2 separate regions of the Homo sapiens genome follow, and region 1 is linked to region 2. Evidence: chromatin contacts called from ENCODE Hi-C or POLR2A ChIA-PET data. All regions are on one chromosome and are shown on one strand. The core of a region is the stretch at or near the end of the contact, and the rest is flanking DNA. Distances in the headings are between cores, read along the strand shown.

Evidence for each region. Hi-C counts contacts between places; a loop is a spot of excess contacts on that map. ChIA-PET counts read pairs that join two places held with the same protein, here RNA polymerase II (POLR2A). Pooled maps may share reads with other maps.
Region 1: a loop to region 2 is called in a pooled map, with 4 times the contacts of the local background. The contact joins two enhancer-like sites. A Hi-C loop is called at or near these places in 10 of 168 maps with a recorded cell type or tissue (HL-60/S4, KBM-7, aorta and 7 more) and 1 of 50 pooled maps. POLR2A ChIA-PET finds 5 or more read pairs at or near these places in 7 of 52 experiments (CD4-positive, alpha-beta T cell, MCF 10A, OCI-LY7 and 4 more).

Annotation. Positions count from the first base shown.
Region 1 is chr1:9,265,832-9,270,971 of GRCh38, reverse strand. H6PD (hexose-6-phosphate dehydrogenase/glucose 1-dehydrogenase) reads right to left here. Exons shown (of 5, transcript NM_004285.4): 5 at 1-5,140. Among named protein-coding and RNA genes, the nearest start is that of SPSB1, 24 kb to the left of the region's middle. Within about 2 kb of position 3,716, at least 4 of the 41 ENCODE cell types and tissues checked have a DNase peak (open chromatin) inside an H3K27ac peak, as active enhancers do.
Region 2 is chr1:9,469,637-9,474,784 of GRCh38, reverse strand. No RefSeq gene overlaps it. Among named protein-coding and RNA genes, the nearest start is that of LINC02606, 43 kb to the right of the region's middle. RefSeq lists an enhancer at 922-1,473. Within about 2 kb of position 1,609, at least 4 of the 41 ENCODE cell types and tissues checked have a DNase peak (open chromatin) inside an H3K27ac peak, as active enhancers do.

The DNA.
Region 1 (5,140 bases), core at 2,467-4,966, 210 kb after region 2:
AGACTCTGTCTCAAAAAAAAAAAAGCATTTGTTCTGAATGTGCCTCATCATCCCAGGCAGGCATCTGTAAGTTTCCATTGTTTCCACAAAAACCAGTGGGGTTCCCCTCTCTGGAAAAAAGCACGAACATTCTTGCTGCTTGGCAATGGGTGGCTCTCATGCCCACACCTCTCCACCCAAGGGAACAGTCTCTCTGCTCCTCACCTGGCAGAAGCCCAGACCCTGAGTCCCTAGCGCGGGGCAGAGCACAGAAACATGATCCAGATGCAGCAGGCCCCGCCCGTCTAGTTCTCCTGCAACAGCCTCTTAGCACTGCTCCACTCTGACCTGCCCGGCTGGAATCACAGTTCCCACTCCGGCACAGGTAAAGATGAGCTCCCAGGATCCAGCAGGGGCTCTGCCCCTGGGGATCTGCCGCCAGCCGGCTCTTCCCGGTGGACAGAACTAGGAGGGGCAGGCTGTACCCAGCACATCTCAGAGAGATGGAGGCAAGCTGGGTTCCTGATGATTTCCAGCTAATACAGGTCCTTCCTCCTGCATGCAGGCGCCCCGTAACGCTTTATAACAGACGCCTCTAGACTTCTGTGGGGGTAAAGTGAAGGACCCAAAGCGACACAAGTAGTGTCTGTTCACACTTCCACTTTCAAAGCTAACTACTAGCTGTTCAAATATACTCCATACAGCTTTCAGCAAATCAAAGTGTTTACCTCTCCCACACCAAGGGAAGAAAAGATGCAGACTGCCTTTAAAGCACCTGTCAGCAAGGCGAGGGTTTTAAAGATCAGCCTTGAGAATCAAAGCAGCAGCAGAAGTGTCATTACTCCAGTGCTCTCCCTTCCCGTTCGTGGGTCACACAGAGACAGGCACATCCCCAGCGCTTTGCAAACAGAAGCGCTCCCAAAAGTTGGCTAGAGGGTACACTTCGGCAAAGGGATCATCTTCCCCCTGGCTTGCTGGACTCTTGGAAATGCGTCTGAAAGCCCTTGCCATCCCGTCTTGTGCTGATGACAGCATGAGCCCGGTTGCACCTTGCTCAGCAACAAGCTGCGAGATCCTCAGCTTCTCACTCATACCCCACCTTGAGCTGCTGACGGCGGCCTGGAGAACCGTGTGTGGCTGTTCCTGGATGACATCTGCTGTCACTAGCCTTCCCAGAACACCCGCTGCCCAGGGTTCCTGCTGCCTTCCCCGGTGGACAGATTTTGCAGGGAAGACTGAGGAAATGGGAGGGGGAGCTCTGCTCTAAAGCAGAAGGCACAGAAGGTGGGGTTTTTGTTTTATAGGGAGACTGCCCAGTGTGCTGCAAAAGGAAAACCAACAACAGGGAGTGCCCAACTCACCCCCTCTGCATGAGCAAATGCAGATGGACACTGGACTGTGCCGACTGACACCGGGACTCACACTTGCTGGTCAGTGGACGAGAGGTAAAAGCAGGCAGGATTATTACAGGAATAAATCTGCACTTCCAAAGAGGCAGCTCCCATGACTGAGTTACAATGCTTGGAGCCCCCGAGGGCAGAGTGGCACCAGCTGGGAGGTTGACACTGCATCACTGCTTCGGATGCCCTCACAGGCTCTGACTCGCTGCCAGGTGCTGGTGAGGCTGGAAGAACTTCCTTCCTTCCTATGTACAATGCAAACAGTGCCGCTTCCAGTGCTACCCACACGGGTGCAGCCTCACGGGAGAGTTGCGGAGAGAGGGAATGCGTTCAGTTCAGCCAGCGGACGGCCAGGGGTAAGCGGCCCCTAGTGGGTCACATGGCCTATGATGTCTGGAGACCGCAGATCTTCACCCTCTGGAGTCTCATTTGCAGAGTCTCATTTGTCGTCCGGTCACTGTGGCCACCTCACCCTCGTCACCACGGGCCTTTCCTGTGCCGTGCTCACTCTGACACTGAGATGCTGCCAGGCAGTTTTTTTTTTTTAAATCAGTGGAGTAAGTTCTAAGGGAGCCCCATGTGCTTAAGATAAAAACGTAGCTGGTAAAGTGGAGGCAGAGGCTGCTTCTGTGAGGCTGCATATATCTTACAGGACAAAAAGTTTTGTACTTGAAAACCAAATTCTGGGAAATAGCCCTGCAGGTTTTTGGGAAGCGTCTCCCTCCCTGTCGTGAGTTCCACCTGGGCCCTCCGGGAGAACAGGGACAGGAGAAACACAAGCAAAGCAGACAGGCCCGGAATTGGGAGCCTGAGCCCTGCATATTTTGGAAGGGAACCCCTCGAGGGACTAGTCTGGAATAGTAGGCCAAACGGTAGGAAGCTTTGATTACTCTGCTAACTTGGGGGCCCAAGAGTAGGGCTAAAGCATTGTCTGCAGAGAAACAAACAGGGAAATTCAGTAAGAAGGGCCTATTTTAACTTGCAGTTAGCAGGAGAATTTGTCCCCAGATTTTGATCTAGCTTAAAGTCCCTTGATTCCTTCCCCTCTACAAATGGCAATCACGGTTGCCCTAGAGATGCTGACTGACAAGGTCTCCCAAAGGAGGGGCCCTTCTGCCATTTATGGGCCCCTAAGTGCACACGTGGGCTTCCATGCGGATGGAATCATTGGTCCCCACCAGGGAACCTGGACTGTGGGAGCTGCCGCCACCATAGGACCCAAGGGCTTCCAGACCAGGAAGAGGCAAACAGCCTGCCTGGGAACACAGTGCTGGAACTTGGGACTTGGGTTCTGAGCGGGGCTGCTCCCTGGGCTGTTGTCATCACTCTTTCCTTTTTTTTTTTTTTTTTTTTTGAGATAGGGTCTCACTCTGTTTTCCAGGCTAGAGAGCAATAGTGCAATCACACCTTACTGCAGCCTCAGTCTCCTGGGCTCAGGTGATCCTCCCACCTCAGACTCCCGAGTAGCTGGGACCACAGGAGGGCACCACCATACCTGGTTTTAAAACTTTTTGTAGAGATGGGGTCTCACTATGTTGCCCAGGCTGGTTTCAACCTTCTGGGCTCAAGTGATCCTCTCACCTCAGCCTCCCATAGTGCTGGGATTACAGGCATGAGCCACACCTAGCCCAATTTAGTGAATTTTAAGAAGCATTTTAAAAAAATGAAAACTAAAACATAGAGGATATCCGAGGTTCTAAGGTTAAGAATTTCTTTATGAAACCTGCTTGGAACACAGTTGTAAACAAATGGACTGATTTATGATGGAAGGCACGTTTCTTGCTGCAGATCATGGTCTGAAGTTTGAAAGCCACCAGCCTAGAGGGTTCTGAAAACTTCTCCTTCCTAACACAGCTGAAGGAAAAGGGGTGGGTAGGGGCGGAGGCACAGGGACATCTCCAGGTTTGGACTTTTCCAACATGATTTGCAGAAGGCACTTGATTCTGGAAAGTAGACCTTTGGCATTTCGACCCTCACCCACACTCCCACACCCACTCTGCACAGATCGGTGGTGCATCCGAGGCAGGGCTGAGTTAGAACAGGACATCCTAGACTCGGCGGCAGTGACTATTATTCAGAAATGGCACATCAAGGGCCGGCCTGCCCTTCATCCTGCAGGGGTACTTGGGCATGTGGAGGCCCCTTTCTCCCTGGTGTTGCAACTGGAGAGGAGTCGGTTCCTGAAGAACAGATGGGAGAGTGCTGGGGCCAGGTACCCTGGGAGAGAGGAGGGAAATGAAATCCGGCACAGGGGCTGCGGGGATAGGGGCAGTCAGGAGGCGGCAGTGCGGTGCAAGGGCCCCCCCACGCGGCCAGCTGTGGAACTTCCACCACGACTCCCTGTCCTCTCCTGAGCCCGCCCATCACGTGTAGAAGCTCAGATGCTGGGCGCCAGGAGGGCGGCTTCCTGGCTCTGGGCACCGTGGTTCTGTCCTAACGAGGGGCGCTCTCTGGGTGTAAAAACAGATGTTCTGGCTGGGCGCGGTGGCTCACGCCTGTAATCCCAGCACTTTGGGAGGCTGAGGTGGGTAGACTGCCTGAGCTCAGGAGTTCGAGACCAGCCTGGGCAACATGGTGAAACCCTGTCTCTACTAAAATACAAAAATTAGACAGGCATGCTGGCCGGCGCCTGTAGTCGCAGCTACTCGGGAGGCTTAGGCACGAGAATTGCCTGAACCCGGGAGGTGGAGGTTGTAGTGAGCCAAGATCTCGCCACTGGGCTCCAGCCTGGGCGACAGAGACTCTGTCTCAAAAAAAAAAAAAAGAGATGCTCTGTCTGGCCTGGGTTGTTGTTGGTGGCCAGAGTAAGTGGTGTGAACAAGAGCCCCGGCTTGGGAACATGTCTCAGACTGGCATTGAAAATGAAAGCCAGGATTCCTCTAAATCCACCGCCTTGAAGTGTAAACAGTCCAGAGAGAAACCGACTTTGCCATGCTCCCTCACCCAAGAAAGCCCTCTCTCAAAATGCGCTAGAAAGTTTATATCTGCCTGATCCAGAGAGCAAGTGGAAGGTGCGGAGAAGCCAGACAGAAAAATCGACCTTAACCAAGAGTTCCATCTCCCAGCCTTAAGTTGTGGGATACTGAACAAACAAAACTACACATGTCCTGGGAATTTTGCTTTGTGGTGTTTTTAAAAAGAATGTCAGAGCCCTCCTTGGGGGCTTCAGAAAAGCAGGTATTGCTGGCCCATGGCTTCTCAAGATCACAGTCCCCAACCTATGCTCACTGAGAAGATACCCGCTTACTTCCCCAGTCTCAGGCAGAGAGTTCGTGGTGAAGTGATAAGTAGCAGGAGAGGCCAGCAGACAGGAAGCCACGGGGTCACCAAGGGGCAGGGAGAGAAGGCCTGGCTGCGGCCCCGTCACCCGCCAAGCGAGCCCCTGAAAAGGCTGTGGGCAGCCCCCCTGCCAGTGAGGCCTAGCTCCTGTCTGGTGGGAGCAGAGCCGCCTGGATGGCCCAGTGTCACTCGATGCTCCATCTCTCTCCCCGCTAATGAGCTGTCACCTCAGTGGGTGATTTAACTGGATCTTTCCTGGTAAAACAAGAGGGGCTATTGAGAGCGGAAACACCCATCCGGGAGTCCCCTGAGATGGAAATGACCCTCTTAAATTGGGGATCTCTGGAATGTCCTGATTATCTGCACCCAGTGTGCTTCCTGGAGGAAGGCTAGCAGGACAGAGGAGCAGCGGAGGGCAGGGGTCCTCCCTGAGGAAGTTGGGGGAATGAGACCCCACCTCCCCACGCAGAGCAAGTCATCAA
Region 2 (5,148 bases), core at 360-2,859:
AGGCTGAGGTCCGGCCTGGGGGTCTAGTCTGCCTGCGCCCACTATCACCCACTGAATAGGTCAGAATCTCAAGGTGATTTTGCAAGCTCCTTTCAGGGATTTTCCCACAAGTTGAAGTTAGAGAATAACTGGGGTATGGAACCACATTTTTGTTTGTTTGTTTGTTTGTTTTTTAGACAAGGTCTCACTCTGTCAACTAAGCTGAGTGAGGTGGCATGATCACCGCTCACTGCAGCCTCAACCTTCTGGGCTCAAGTGATTCTCTTGCCTCAGCTTCCCGAGTAGCTGGGACCACAGGTGTGCAGCATCAGACTTGGCTAATTTTTGATTTTTTGTAGAGACAGGGGTCTTGCTATGTTGCCCAGACTGGTCTTGAACTCTTGGGCTCAAGTGATCCTCCCACCTCAGCCTTCCAAAGTGCTGGGATTACAGGCGTGAGCCACCGCTCCTGGCCAGGACTAGGTTTTGCTCTTGAAGGCCGAGGATTTCCCACCTGTTTCCCCGCTGCTTGGATGTTGCAGGACAGGAATTCTCGAAGAGGTCAGGTTCTGGCAAAGACAGTATAGTGGTGGGTCCTGGGCCAGGTGACTTGGGTTCAAATCCTGACTCTACCACTTCCCAGCTGAGGGACTCCGTGCAAAGCACTTCACATCACTGGTCCCCAGTTTTCTCATGTGTACGAAGGGGGCACTGATACTGCCCCTCTGTAGTGGGCCCCCATGATTCATGTCCACCCAGACCCTCAGAATTTGACCTTATTTGGAAATAGGGTCTTTGCAGAGGTAATTAATTAAGGATTCTGATATGACATCATCCTGGATGTAGGGTGGGCCCTATATCCAACAGCTGGTGTGCTTATAAGAAGAGGAGACATGGAGGCATTCACAGAGGGGAGACGGCTGTGGGAAGACAGAGACAGAGAGTGGGGTGATGTGGCCACCAGCCGGGGAACGCCTGGAGCCCCCAGAAGCTGGAAGAGGCCAGGAAGGATTCTTTCTTAAAGGCTTCAGAGGGATTGTGGCCCACTGATATCTTGATTTTGGACTTCTCGACTCCTGAGCTGTGAAAGAACTCATTTCTGCTCTTTTAAGCCACACAGTTTATGATGACTTGAAATGGCCGCCCCAGGAAATGAACACACCCTCTCAAAGGACAGTTATCACCCAAAGCCTTTGATACACAGCACATAGTAGGTGCTCAATAAAGAACCACTAGGATCCTTGTGCTGCCTCCTGCAGGGGTGGGAGGTAGGAGGTGTGGACACAGGAAGAGGGACCGTCAGGATAGATCTGTCACTTTTCAGAGCAGCAGCCTGTGGCCCTGGAGGGGACCATCCCGGGGTATCCAGGGGCCCCCAGCTCCTGCCGCTGCTGGGTGTCACCCTTCCCTGCTGGCTGGCGGCTGAGGCTGGAGCCCTTGAAGGACGGAGGCGGAGGGAAAGTGAGGAGTCTGCTGTGAAGGGCAGCTGCAGGGCCGAGGGCCGAGGCCTTCAATAGGGATGCTTGCCGCTGTGAATCATGGCCCACAGGCCAATCGCTGCCTGCTGACACATCACACCCCAGGAGGAGGATGGCTGTGACCTCATGCTGGTTGTCAAACACTCAGGGCCCCTCCCAGCTCTGCCTAGTGCTTCAACTTGGCCCGGAGGGAGCTGTCCCCACCCCACCCCTGCCCAGTGTTGTGTGTTCTCCCCTCCCCTGCACACACAGCAGGACAATCAGACCTTCTGAGCCAAGACTTTAGTGGCGGTTTATGATTTGGATGCTTTGGGAATGGGTGAGGCCAACAGTTTCCACTTCCCTGAGGGCAGCCGAGTTGTAAACCCGAAAAGATGTTCTGCACATCTGCCACAGCTGCCTGGCCAGGGAGCGCTGGGATACGCCTGGGAGGGTGTGTTCCCAGGGCTGGAGTCCTATTCTCTCCTGCCTTCGTCTATAAAAAGAATGATTTGCAGATGGGGAAACTGAGGCCCGGAGGAGTTAAGAACTTGCTATACACCTCCAAGTCAAACGGCATCTTGGCAAGAGAGGCAGGACCACAACTGAGAGTTTATCTTGGGCAAAGCTCTGCTCTGCTTCCTGCACCGGGGTCCTCGTCTTCTCGGGCTCTGTTGGGAATCTCACCTCCTCTGCTTCCTGGTTCCAGGATGGGCCTGAGGCATCTTTTAAGCCTTGGTGATGCTTACTTGTTGGCTTCAAGTTGTGATGGTAAAATAAATAAGCAAGAGGCTTGGGGAGCTCCAACCAGTCCTGCCGGCTGTTCCCAGATTCCCATTCAAAGCTGCGAAAGTGGCTTAAGTATTGTGAAGCCTGGAACTCTCACCTGGCGGGGGGGACAGGGGACAGGGGGCAGGTTAGGGGCTGAATGTGGCCTGGCTCCTGGCCTCTAGACACAGCTCTGTTTTCTTTGCCCTTGCCTTCTGAAGGCAAGCACGTCTCCTGACAGCAGAATTGTAGCTCTCGAACTCCCTCTGTGCCCATCCAGCCTTTACAGGTTGAGCAAACTTCCCCATGCTCAGGATTTGCATTCCTGGCCGCTACATTTCCAGAAAACTGAGCTAGAATTTCAGGAGCGTCTATTCAGAGTGGACGTCTGCAGCGAGCCTGGATCCCTGAGCATCCAGGACACAACCTGCTCCTAACCTGTCCCCTGTCCACCCAGGTGAGAGTTCCAGGCTTCACAGTACTTGAGCCACCTTTGTGGTTTTGAATGGCGACCTGGGAACAGCGGGCAGGACCGGTTGGAGCTCCCCAAGCCTCTTGCGTATTTATTTTACCATCACAACTTGAAGCCAATATTTAAGCATCACCAAGGCAACAGCCCAAATCTCCCGGCCCTTGGCCCCCATCCAGCCCCAAATGGTGGGGATGAGGGCGGGGTGGGGGGAGCAGGGAAAATGAGTCAACCGTCCCCCTGCCCTGCAACCACCTGGGAAAACAGTGACCCAAAAATCAAATCCCGGCTTCTCTTGCAAGGACATTGCTCGTTTTCCCGTGGTCCTACGACGGAGCGCTTTTAACACAGCAGAAGAGTCTCACAAGACCTCGGTGCTAATATTTTATTTTTGCGTTGTGGTTAGAGCCCACAGATTTTAAAAACTTCTTATTGAAGTTTGATATCCATGTACAAAGTGTACAAACCATAAGCATATACCCTTCACAAACTGCAATTTTTGCAAACAGAACACGCCCAGATCAAGGGTAGGCACACAGCCAACCCCCAGGAGTCCTCCTTACTCCCCAGTCCTTGTCACTGTACCCCCAAAGTGAGTGCCATTCTAACTTCTCATAGCACTGGTTGCTTGTTAGTTTATTTGTTTTCTGTTTCTTTTGTAACTTTTAAGTTCTGGGATACATGTGCAGGATGTATAGGTTTGTTACATAGGTAAGCGTGTGTCGTGTTCGTTTGCTGCACAGATCATCCCATCTCCTCACTGGCTACTTTTGCTTGTTTTTGTGCTTTATATAAATGGAATCATACACTCTGTTCTCTCCTGGGTTGAAGCCAGTGGGATTTTTAGGCTTGAGTTGCCCTCCTCACCTCCAGCTCCGGGGAGGAGAGAATAAAGGAAGTAGAAGGCACATTCTTATTTATTTATTTATTTGAGATGGAGTCTTGCTCAGCTGCCCAGGCTGGAGGGCAGTGGCACGATCTTGGCTCACAGCAACTTCTGCCTCCTGGGTTCAAGCGATTCTCCTGCTTCAGCCTCCGAAGTAGCTGGGATTACAGGTGCCTGCCTCCACACCCAGCTAATTTTTGTATTTTTAGTAGAGATGGGGTTTCACTGTGTTGGCCAGGCTGGTCTTGAACTCCTGATCTCAGGTGATCCGCCTGCCTCAGCCTCCCTAAGTGCTGGGATTACAAGCCAAGCCACTGCGCCCGGCCTGAAGGCACTTTCCCTGTGCCCGCAGGCCATGGTCTTAATTATTTTAAAGGGCCCAGCATCATTTTCCCATGTACCGTGTAACTGGGGTTTGTATCCGCCTGGCGTCAGTTTGGAGGATGGAGAGTAGTGCCGCATCACTAACAAGCTTGAGGCGGGTTGAGGGATCTCTGGAACCCTGGCCCCCAAAGCCTTCATTTCTCCTGGCAGGATGCTGGGGGCAGCTCCATAGTCTTTGCAGCCAGGGTATCCCTCCATTGCAGGGTGGGCTCCAGCCACTCCTTTTTTTTTTTTTTTTTTTTTTGAGATGGAGTCTCACTTTGTCCCCCAGGCTGGAGTGCAGTGGTGCAATCTTGGCTCACCGCAACCTCTGCCTCCCAGGTTCAAAGGATTCTCTTGCCTCAGCCTCCCGAGTAGCTGGGATTACAGGCACACACAACCATGCCCAGCTAATTTTTGTATTTTTAGTAGAGACGGGGTTTCACCATGTTGCCCAGGCTGGTCTTGAACTCCTGACCTCAGACAATTCACTGGCCTTGGCCTCCCAAAGTGTTGGTATTAGAGGCGTGAGCCACTGCACCTGGCCGGCCTGCCTGCCTGCCTGCCTGCCTGCCTTCCTTCCGTTCTTTTCTTTCTTTCTTTCCCTCCCTCCCTCCCTTCCTCCCTCTCTTTCTTCTTTCTTTCTTCTTTCTTTCTTTCCTTTCTTTCTTCCTTCCTTTCTTTCTTTCTTTCTTTCTTTCTTTTCTTTCTTTCTTCTTTCTTTCTTTCTTTCTTTCTTCTTTCTTCTTTCTCCTTCCTTCCTTCCTTCCTTCCTTCCTTCCTTCCTTCCTTCCTTTCTTTCCTTTCTCTCTGTCTCTCTCTCTCTTTCTTTCTTTGATGTTTTTGAGATGGAGTTTCGCTCTTATGGCCCAGGCTGGAGTGCAATGGTGCAATCTCGGCTCACTGCAACCTCTGCCTCTCAGGTTCAAGCAATTCTCCTGCCTCAGCCTGCCAAGTAGCTGGGATTACAGGTGAGCACCACCACACCTGGCTAATTTTATATATTTTTTAGTAGAGACATGGGGGGTTTCACTATGTTGGTCTGGCTGGTCTCAAACTCCTGACCTCAAGTGATCCAACCCACCCTGGCCTCCCAAAGTGCTGGGATTACAGGCATGAGTCACCACGCCCAGCCCCTATTTTTTATTTCTTTATTTTTTGAGACAGAGTCTCTCTCTATTGCCTAGGCTGGAGTGCAGTGGTGCAACTTTGGCTTACTGCAATCT